2 separate regions of the Homo sapiens genome follow, and region 1 is linked to region 2. Evidence: read pairs that join two places in POLR2A ChIA-PET (ENCODE). Cell type or tissue: PC-9. All regions are shown on one strand. Region 1 overlaps MCU (mitochondrial calcium uniporter). Region 2 has its middle 18 kb from the start of LINC02622.

Region 1 (4,000 bases), 1.9 Mb before region 2:
GAATGTAAATTGGGAGCACTGATAGAGGTATTGAATGTAATTTGCATATGTGAGGGATGTGAATGTTTTCTAAAGATGGCCATCACAATACATCCCATCTCACATGCTCAGCTCACAGTATGATCAAGCTGTTATTCCTCCCATCAAGAAGTGGGTCTTGAATCTGAGTAGGCCTGTCCATAAATATGGAAGAAGTAATGATATAACTTCTGAAGCTAGGTCATGAAAAGCAACACACCCGGATCTTTTGGGATGCTTACTCTTAGATACCAGCCACCATGCAGTTAGGAAATCTAAGTCACACAGACCACATGTAGATATATTCGAGCCTACAGCCCCAACCAAGGGCCCAGCTAATATAGTCAGCCTCGGTTAGATCTGTGTGAGGAAGTACCAGCCATCATCTGATTGTGACCATATGAGATATTCCAAGCAAGAACCACCTTGCTGGGCCCAGTCAACCCCCAACACTATTAAGAGATAATAATAAAATGATGGTTGTTGTTTTTGATACTAATTCTGATTTATTACAAAGCAACAGATAACCAGAACCCAGTATATTCCTGCTTTAATAAATTAAACCCTCATGGCCACAAAGGTATATAGGACTGTTTGCCTATTCAGTAAGTGGTCCGAAACTACTGGGCTTCTATAAAAATATTTTAATAGTTCCTCCATTTCTTCCTTTTGTTGGTTGCTCTCTCTTTTTAAGTGGTTTCAATATCTGGCTTCTCATCTGTGACTTTATTTTGCCTGAGGATTTGAGGCAGGCTCTCCCTCACCTTGGTGACAATGCTGATTTCTAGGTACCTAGCTATATTGTGGCAGTAAGCCTTAAAAAGCAGTGTAATCAGGCCAGGCACGGTGGCTCACACCTGTAATCCCAGCACTTTGGGAGGCCAAGGCGAGCAGATCACCTGAGGTCAGGAGTTTGAGACCACTGGGCAACATGGTGAAACCCTGTGTCTACTAAAAATACAAAAATTAGCCGGGCATGGTGGCATGCGCCTGTAATCCCAGCTACCCAGGAAGCTGAGGCAAAAGAATCACGTGAACCCAGGAAGCGGAGGTTGCAGTGAGCCAAGATCGTGCCACTGCACTCCAGCCTGGGCAACAGAGTGAGACTCCATCTCAATTTAAAAAAAAAAAAGAAAGGCAGTGTAATCATCATTGCCACTAATGTCCACTGGGCACTAGCCCTATAATGCACTGTACCTTACACACACTGATGTCATTCAATCTATGACGCAAACTCCTGAGAAGATCTTAACATTATTTAAGATGAAGCAAGCAGCCCCTTTTGGGGAGAGTGGGTGGGGGTGGGGGGGAGGGGAGAGGGAGAGTTATTGGGGGTGGGGCAAGCATAGAAATAAATAAAGGAAAACCCTGAGTTCCTTCAAGGGAAATTCCAGGCACCTGGCCCTGAGATGTCCCTGAGTTTTTCAAAAACCGGGAGTTTTTCATGACCTAGGATTCCCTGGGAACTGATCCACTGGCAGGTAGACCTCAGATATGGAAGAACTGAAGGCTGAACTCTGACCACCTTTCTTTGTTCTAAATTTCTTCCTGAGAGGCCTGGAGGGAGTCATCCCCAGGAAGCAGTTTAACATTCTTTTCCGCTGATTCCAAATTTTTAAACAAAGCTTCTCTTCCTTAAGCACAAATCGGAAAAGTTTTGACTCTACCTATGATCTGTAAGCCCCTGCTTCAAAATATCCTGTCCTTTTAGGCCAAAAACACTGTGTAACCTCCATGCATTGACATATGATTTTGTCTGTCACTTCTGCTTTCCTGAAATTTACCCCGCCTTTAAAAACCCTTACCTGTAAGCTACCAAGGAAGTAAGGATTTACGCATTAGCTGCCCGGTCCTCCTTGCTTGGTGCCCTGCAAATAAATGCCTTTCTTTCTGCCACTGCAAAATGTGTGTGGATATCTGGTTTTGCTGCTCCAGGCAAGTAAACCCCAGTTCGGTTTTATAACACTATTTTCATATTCACATGGAGATACTGAAAGACTTTACCCAAAGGTCAAACAGCTAGGAAGTGGAAGAGCTGGGATTCAAACTTGACTTCAAAATCCCCCCTCTTTAAAATTACTACATGTATAGCTGCTTTTGATAAAAGGAACTGAGGTAGCAATCTCTTCTGGATAGAATCACTTAAAAATCTTTTTAGTTTTTTTTTTTTTGGCATTTAGAAAGAATTTCCTACATAAAAGAAAACATGTTCAGAAGGGAAAAAATTAAAAATAAGTTCATGTAATTAATATTCTTACATAAAGATGCAGAGATAATTTTACAACTAGTATACCTGTACTCAGTTACTAATTATTCAGATTAGTTGCACCGGTGATTTGTGCATTTCAATAACTATGGGAAAGCACACTGGGCTGAAAGGCTTCCTGGGGATAAAAATAAAAATAACTTATCCTATATCTACACAAGCGATATAACTCAGATAAAACCTCAAAGAAAGAGAAAGAAAAGGCATAGCCTTTTCAGCACTGTTTCTTGAAAAGAGAAACATTATCTAAAGAGAAACATTATCTAAAGAGAATTCATCCAAGGACTGACATAAAAAACACTGACATTCTTCCCCTGGACTACGGTATAGATAGGGAGGTTGTGAAGAGAGTAAAAATCAAAAAGAAGTGAAATAATGAATACTAATGGATACGGTTTACAGTCTATACACAACATTAAAATTCAGTCCATTCTGCACAACTTTTTAACTGTGGTAAGAGAGAGCCAGCCAGCAGCTGAGCTTCATACATGTGATTTTAAGACACTATAGTCATTCCTAAATTTAAAGGATCTAAAATGATATAATACTCATCATTAATTTGAAATTGTTGGGAACAAGGCAGGGCAACAAAGGTAAAATGTGCCACTACTTGTTACCTCTTAACAATGAGAAGATGATTTCACTTTAAATTTTAATATATGTTTGCCACCCCTCTCCCCAACTTCTAAGACTATCAAGAATATAGAATATGAACACTATTCCTTCTGGGGAGAATAAATCACTCTGAAGAATATACACTAATTATATACGAATAGAGCAAGGCTTTCAAGATTTTAAAATGCTTCCAAAATACCTGATCTATCTTTGTCAGACCACAATATGTTTCCTTGTTTCTTAGTTCTCTGTAATAAAAATGAAAAGCACTATTATGATTTAAAATAAATACTGGAATGAGATCCTAGGAGATTACATTTCGACTGAAGTGGTGTTATTCACAAAAGAACTTCTGCAATCAAAGCTTTCTGAGCATAGTGGCATAAAGCGTGCCTAGTAGCTTTTATTATGTAGCACCAGCCTTCCCTAGATACAGAGCTATAAATAAATAAGTACCAGGGAATCCCAGGAATATCCAGTTATTTAATCAAGCAATCAGATATTTAATTTAATAAGAGATGTATACTTCAACTCTATACCTTTTATATCATCATCTCCAATCATCCACAAGATAATAGAATTCAAAAATAAAATACATCAGAATTATGTTGCAGTCTTTTTTTAATACCATAATTTCTAAGAGGAGTGTGTATGATTCACCTAAATTTCATTCCATTCAAAATCTTTAGATGTTTGTTTAGGCTTCTGGGAGTTATAAAATACATACAACATTCATGTAGCTTCTCCCCCAGCCCCCAACTGGGTGTGGAAGAAGGAAGAGGGAAGGCACTGGAATTACCTGAGAATTATTTCTCTTCTCTTTCTATAGCAAATTCCAACATTCAGTGGGTACAGATTCAGGGAATGTGTTTTCCCCCATCTTCTTTGGTGAATTTTGCAACATGAAAAACAGATACTAGACCTAGACCAAAATGCTGCTGTTGGGACTTCAATGCTGTAGGGTTAAGAAAGATACACAGAGTTCAGAATTCTGATGTGTACATCTACAGTTTAAATGTTCTATGATGTGCATGGCATAGAACAAGTTCCATATAGAGTCTGCTGAATCAAACCACTGTCTGAATTAGAACCAAAGCCAGC
Region 2 (4,000 bases):
ATCAAAACATCCCATTGTACGGAATAAATATATACAATTTTATTTTTCAATTATAGCTCAATAAAGAAAAAAATTATTCACGAAATATTTTGAACATTCAAAAAAGAACATTTAGCCACTACCTGGACTGAACTGATGTTAACACTCGGCCAGGCTTCCCCCACTGGGGCATGCCAGTCCCTCCTCTGAGCATGCTGAATGTCCCTCTCCCAGGGCCCATGGGACTGCCACAGGGCAGGTGACCACATTCCCTGTCGCAAGCAGGGCCTTGGGAAGACAGGAGCAGCTTCTCTGTACGTCTGCACTGTCTCCTGTCACAGCCTCATCTGATGGCTCATTTACCCTTATAACTGCCCGGTGAGACAGGTGAAGATTTATTTTCTCTATTGTACAGAAGAAGAAACTGAGGTGCAGAGGATGAGGGATTCATCTGAGAGCACATGGCACACAGGAGGCCGTCAGTACTAGACCCAGTTCTGTCCCTGAAACAAGTGTTCTCTTCCCGATCGGCCCCTTGGCTTCCATCTCAGCTCCCCTCTCCTCTGGGCCTCAGGAGGGGCTGTTATTAACCATGCCATGTCAGTAAGTGGCAATTGGGACTGTCTCAGGCAAACTGGGCCACACCTCGACCCTACCTTCGAAAGTCCACAAGAGCTGATCGAGCTCCAGCATCACCTGAGACACGGGGCAGATGTGAAAGAGAAGACACCGTCCCTGCCCACAAGGTGTATGCAGAAGCCAAGATGCGTTCTTTCACGGCATTGAACGGGCTATATGCACCAGTGCCTCCAAAGCCAGGGAATATCAACCAGGGCTGTGAGCAGAAGGGCTGACTTTCTAGAGGAGGTGGGGTTTGATTGGGGTCTTGAAAAGCAATCCCTGATGAAGGAGAGAAGAGGGTGAGGTCCCTCCTGGCAGAGGGAACCCTACATTCGGAGGCTGAGGCTCAGTGAGCTTTCAGACAGGGTGAGGGATTTTGAGAGGTTAGGAAAGTAGGTAATAAAGACAGAGAAGCACATCACCCATGCATATATCCCAAAATGACTCAAATCCAGAATATGTAAAAAAAAAGAATGAGAAAAAAAAACTCAAATCAAGAACAAAATAGGCAATTCAATTTTTAACTTTGGCAAAAAACTTCAATAGACCATCTACAAAAGATAATACCCAGATGTCCACTTAATATGTGAAAAGTTGTCAACATTATCAATCATTAGGGAAATGCAAATTAAAACCACAATGAAATACCATTATACTCCCACCAAAAAAGCTAAAATTAAAAAGAAATGATAATTCTGAATTTTGGCAAGAGCTTGGAGCTAGCTACCAGAACTCTTGCACTGCTGGCGGGAGTGTTAATTGCTTCAACCACTTGGGAAATGATTTGGCAATATTTGCTGAAGCTAAGCACATGCCTGCATATGATCCAGCAATTCCAGCCATAGGTATTTGCCCAAGAGAAATGAAAGCAAGTGACTGCCAAATGACATGCACAAAAATCTTCCTCAAAGCTTTATTTGTAATAACCCAAAACTGAAAACAACTCTAATGCCCATCTATTGTAGAATAAATAAACAAATCATGGTACATTCATTCAATGAAATACTATGCAGCAATGACAAAGAAGAAATTACGGATACATGCAACCATATGTTTGGATCTCACAGTGGGAATGCTGAAGGAAAGAAGGCAGACAGAAGTGAGCGTGTGCTAAATGGGTCCATGCATATGAAGCTCAAGGTTAGATGAAATTAACCCTGGGGATCCAAGCCTCAATAGTGGTTACCTCTGGGCAGGTTACTGACTGGAAAAGGCACAATCAAACTCCTGGGCTGTTGCAATTGTTCTATATCTTGATCTATGAGCCTTTTACATGGCTGTATACACGTGTGAAAGTCCGTCAAGTGTGTATATATATATGTATGTATTTTGAATGTGAGCAGTTTATACTAAGAAATACCCCCAATAAAGTGGGGTTTTTTTTTTCTATCCCTCCAGGTGGAGGCAGAGACTGGAGTGGAGAGGGTGAGGGAAGCAGCATAACCACTTGGGAGGCTTTTGCAACATGAAGAAGGGAGAGTGAGTAAACCATCGGGAAACAGGTGCCAGGTGTGGGCGGGGCCAGTCATGCTGTGGGAGGCCAGTGGAAGGTGGCAGCAGCATGGGCAGGTGGTGGGGGAGGTGCTGGGAGGAGGAAGAGGAGCTCCACTGGAGCAGGCTGGGCAGGACTCCCCTGGGGCACTGAAGCATTTCAACACGCCCAGGTACCATCTAGAACGGGCTTCTGGGATCCCATTCCAATACTCTGAGCAGCTTCACATGGGGTGAACTCCCCACCACAGAGGAGTTCAACAAGAATAGTCAGCCCCATTTGTTGAGTCCTTCTGAGGCCCATGGTAGACCCTGCACTGCCACAGAGGTCAGAATGGGGAGTGCTCATCAAGCCTATGAAGCAGGCCTTATTCTTTTTTTTTTTTTTGAAATGGAGTCTCGCTCTTTTGCCCGGCTGGAGTGCAGTGGCGCGATCTTGGCTCACTGCAACCTCTACCTCCTGGGTCCAAGCAATTATCCTGTCTCAGCCTCCTGAGTAGCTGGGATTACAGGTGCCTGCCACCACACCTGGCTAATATTTGTATTTTTAGTAGAGACAGGGTTTCACCATGTTAGCCAGGCTGGTCTCGAACTCCTGACCTCAGTCAATCCGCCCACTTCGGCCTCCCAAAGTGCTGGGATTACAGACGTGAGCCACTGCGCCCCACCAGACCTTATTCTTCCTATTTTGCAGATGAGCAAACTGAGGCTCTGAGAGCTGAGTCGTGGTGTTAGGACTCCAGGCTGTCAACTCACCCTATCGGTGACCATGTCACACTAGGGGTGGATGACCACTTGTGAGGAACAACGTGGCAGGGATGCAGGAGGGTGGGGCCCACTGGGCTGGATGGCGCTGGGAGAATGGGCTCGGGAATCTGTAACCTCTCAGGGCTCCCAGGAGTCCTGGTGCTCCTCCAGGTCTCCTGGGAACAGGCAGGTTGGATAACTGTGGCAATAACTCCGCACCTGGATGTGGGACAGAGGGAGCCCCGCAAGATGTCAGGCACTGTCCTCAGCCGTCACTGTCCCCGCCCCTCAGTCCACATTTTACAGATGGGGCAGTGGAAGCTCAGAGAGGCCAGCCAGAGAATGGCAAGGGCCCCAGCCTTGCAGACCCAAGCCCAGCTGATCACATTCACCTCCACACCTCCCCCAGGCCCAGAGGGCTGGAGGGGCTTGCCTCCCTGGGGAAGGGCAGGGAGGACCAATTCTGAGAGACCCAGAGTGTGAAAGAGGGAAGAGAGAAAGAAATGGAGAGGCAACAAAACCGAGAAAAGCAGAAACCAGGTAGGGCAGGGCTGGTGAGAGGAGGGATGACAGGGAGCGCCCAGAAAGAGGCCGGGCGGGGGCGGTGAGGCGGGAGGCAGTGGTGAGAGGCGGGAGACAGAGCAGATGTTCACCAGCAGCTGTGAACTCCCAGACAAACACAGCTAACACAGACCTGCGGGGCGCGTCCCTGCCACCGTCAGCTCCCACCCGTCTCTTCCTCCCTTCCCCTCACTGCCTGCTGCCCCTCTGCCCCCCGGAGGCCCAGCAAGCTGATTTTGCCCACCTTGATCCAGGTGCCTAGGGCTGTAAATGGGAGGAGGATCAGCAGAGAGAGGGCCAGGCTCCCCCAGGGAGACCCCTACCCGGACTGTGTGGCCTTGGGCCTCAGTGTTCTCATCTTGGGCAGTGGGCCTCCAAGGACCCCGTCAGCCGTCAGGCTCTGAGCCACAAGGCATTGTCCCCTGCACCCAGCCCCAAGCCTGCAAAGATGCTCCACCCCTTTCACCCAGCCTCCTGGCTCCGGAGGGAAGCATGGCCAACTGTGCGACACTGACCTGGGCCTGGGTCTTCCTCAACAATGGAAGGGGCCAAAGAATGCCTGCAGCCTCTCCGTCACCCAGGCTCCGTTCCTGCAGCCTCT

What was found. Peaks named below come from ENCODE experiments on the same cell type or tissue, not always from the same donor. Only the 100,000 strongest peaks of a DNase experiment are listed, where the experiment ranks them.
Region 1: POLR2A ChIA-PET joins it to region 2 with 11 read pairs; 1 of 35 experiments calls an interaction of 5 or more read pairs at or near these places.

What each region holds. Positions count from the first base shown.
Region 1 is chr10:72,790,030-72,794,029 of GRCh38, reverse strand. All of the region lies in intron 1 of MCU (mitochondrial calcium uniporter), which reads right to left. Among named protein-coding and RNA genes, the nearest start is that of MIR4676, 71 kb to the right of the region's middle. In PC-9, no CTCF peak of the experiment used is centred here; a DNase peak (open chromatin) is centred at 1,649; H3K27ac peaks cover 3,260 bases.
Region 2 is chr10:70,918,877-70,922,876 of GRCh38, reverse strand. No RefSeq gene overlaps it. Among named protein-coding and RNA genes, the nearest start is that of LINC02622, 18 kb to the left of the region's middle. In PC-9, no CTCF peak of the experiment used is centred here; a DNase peak (open chromatin) is centred at 2,196.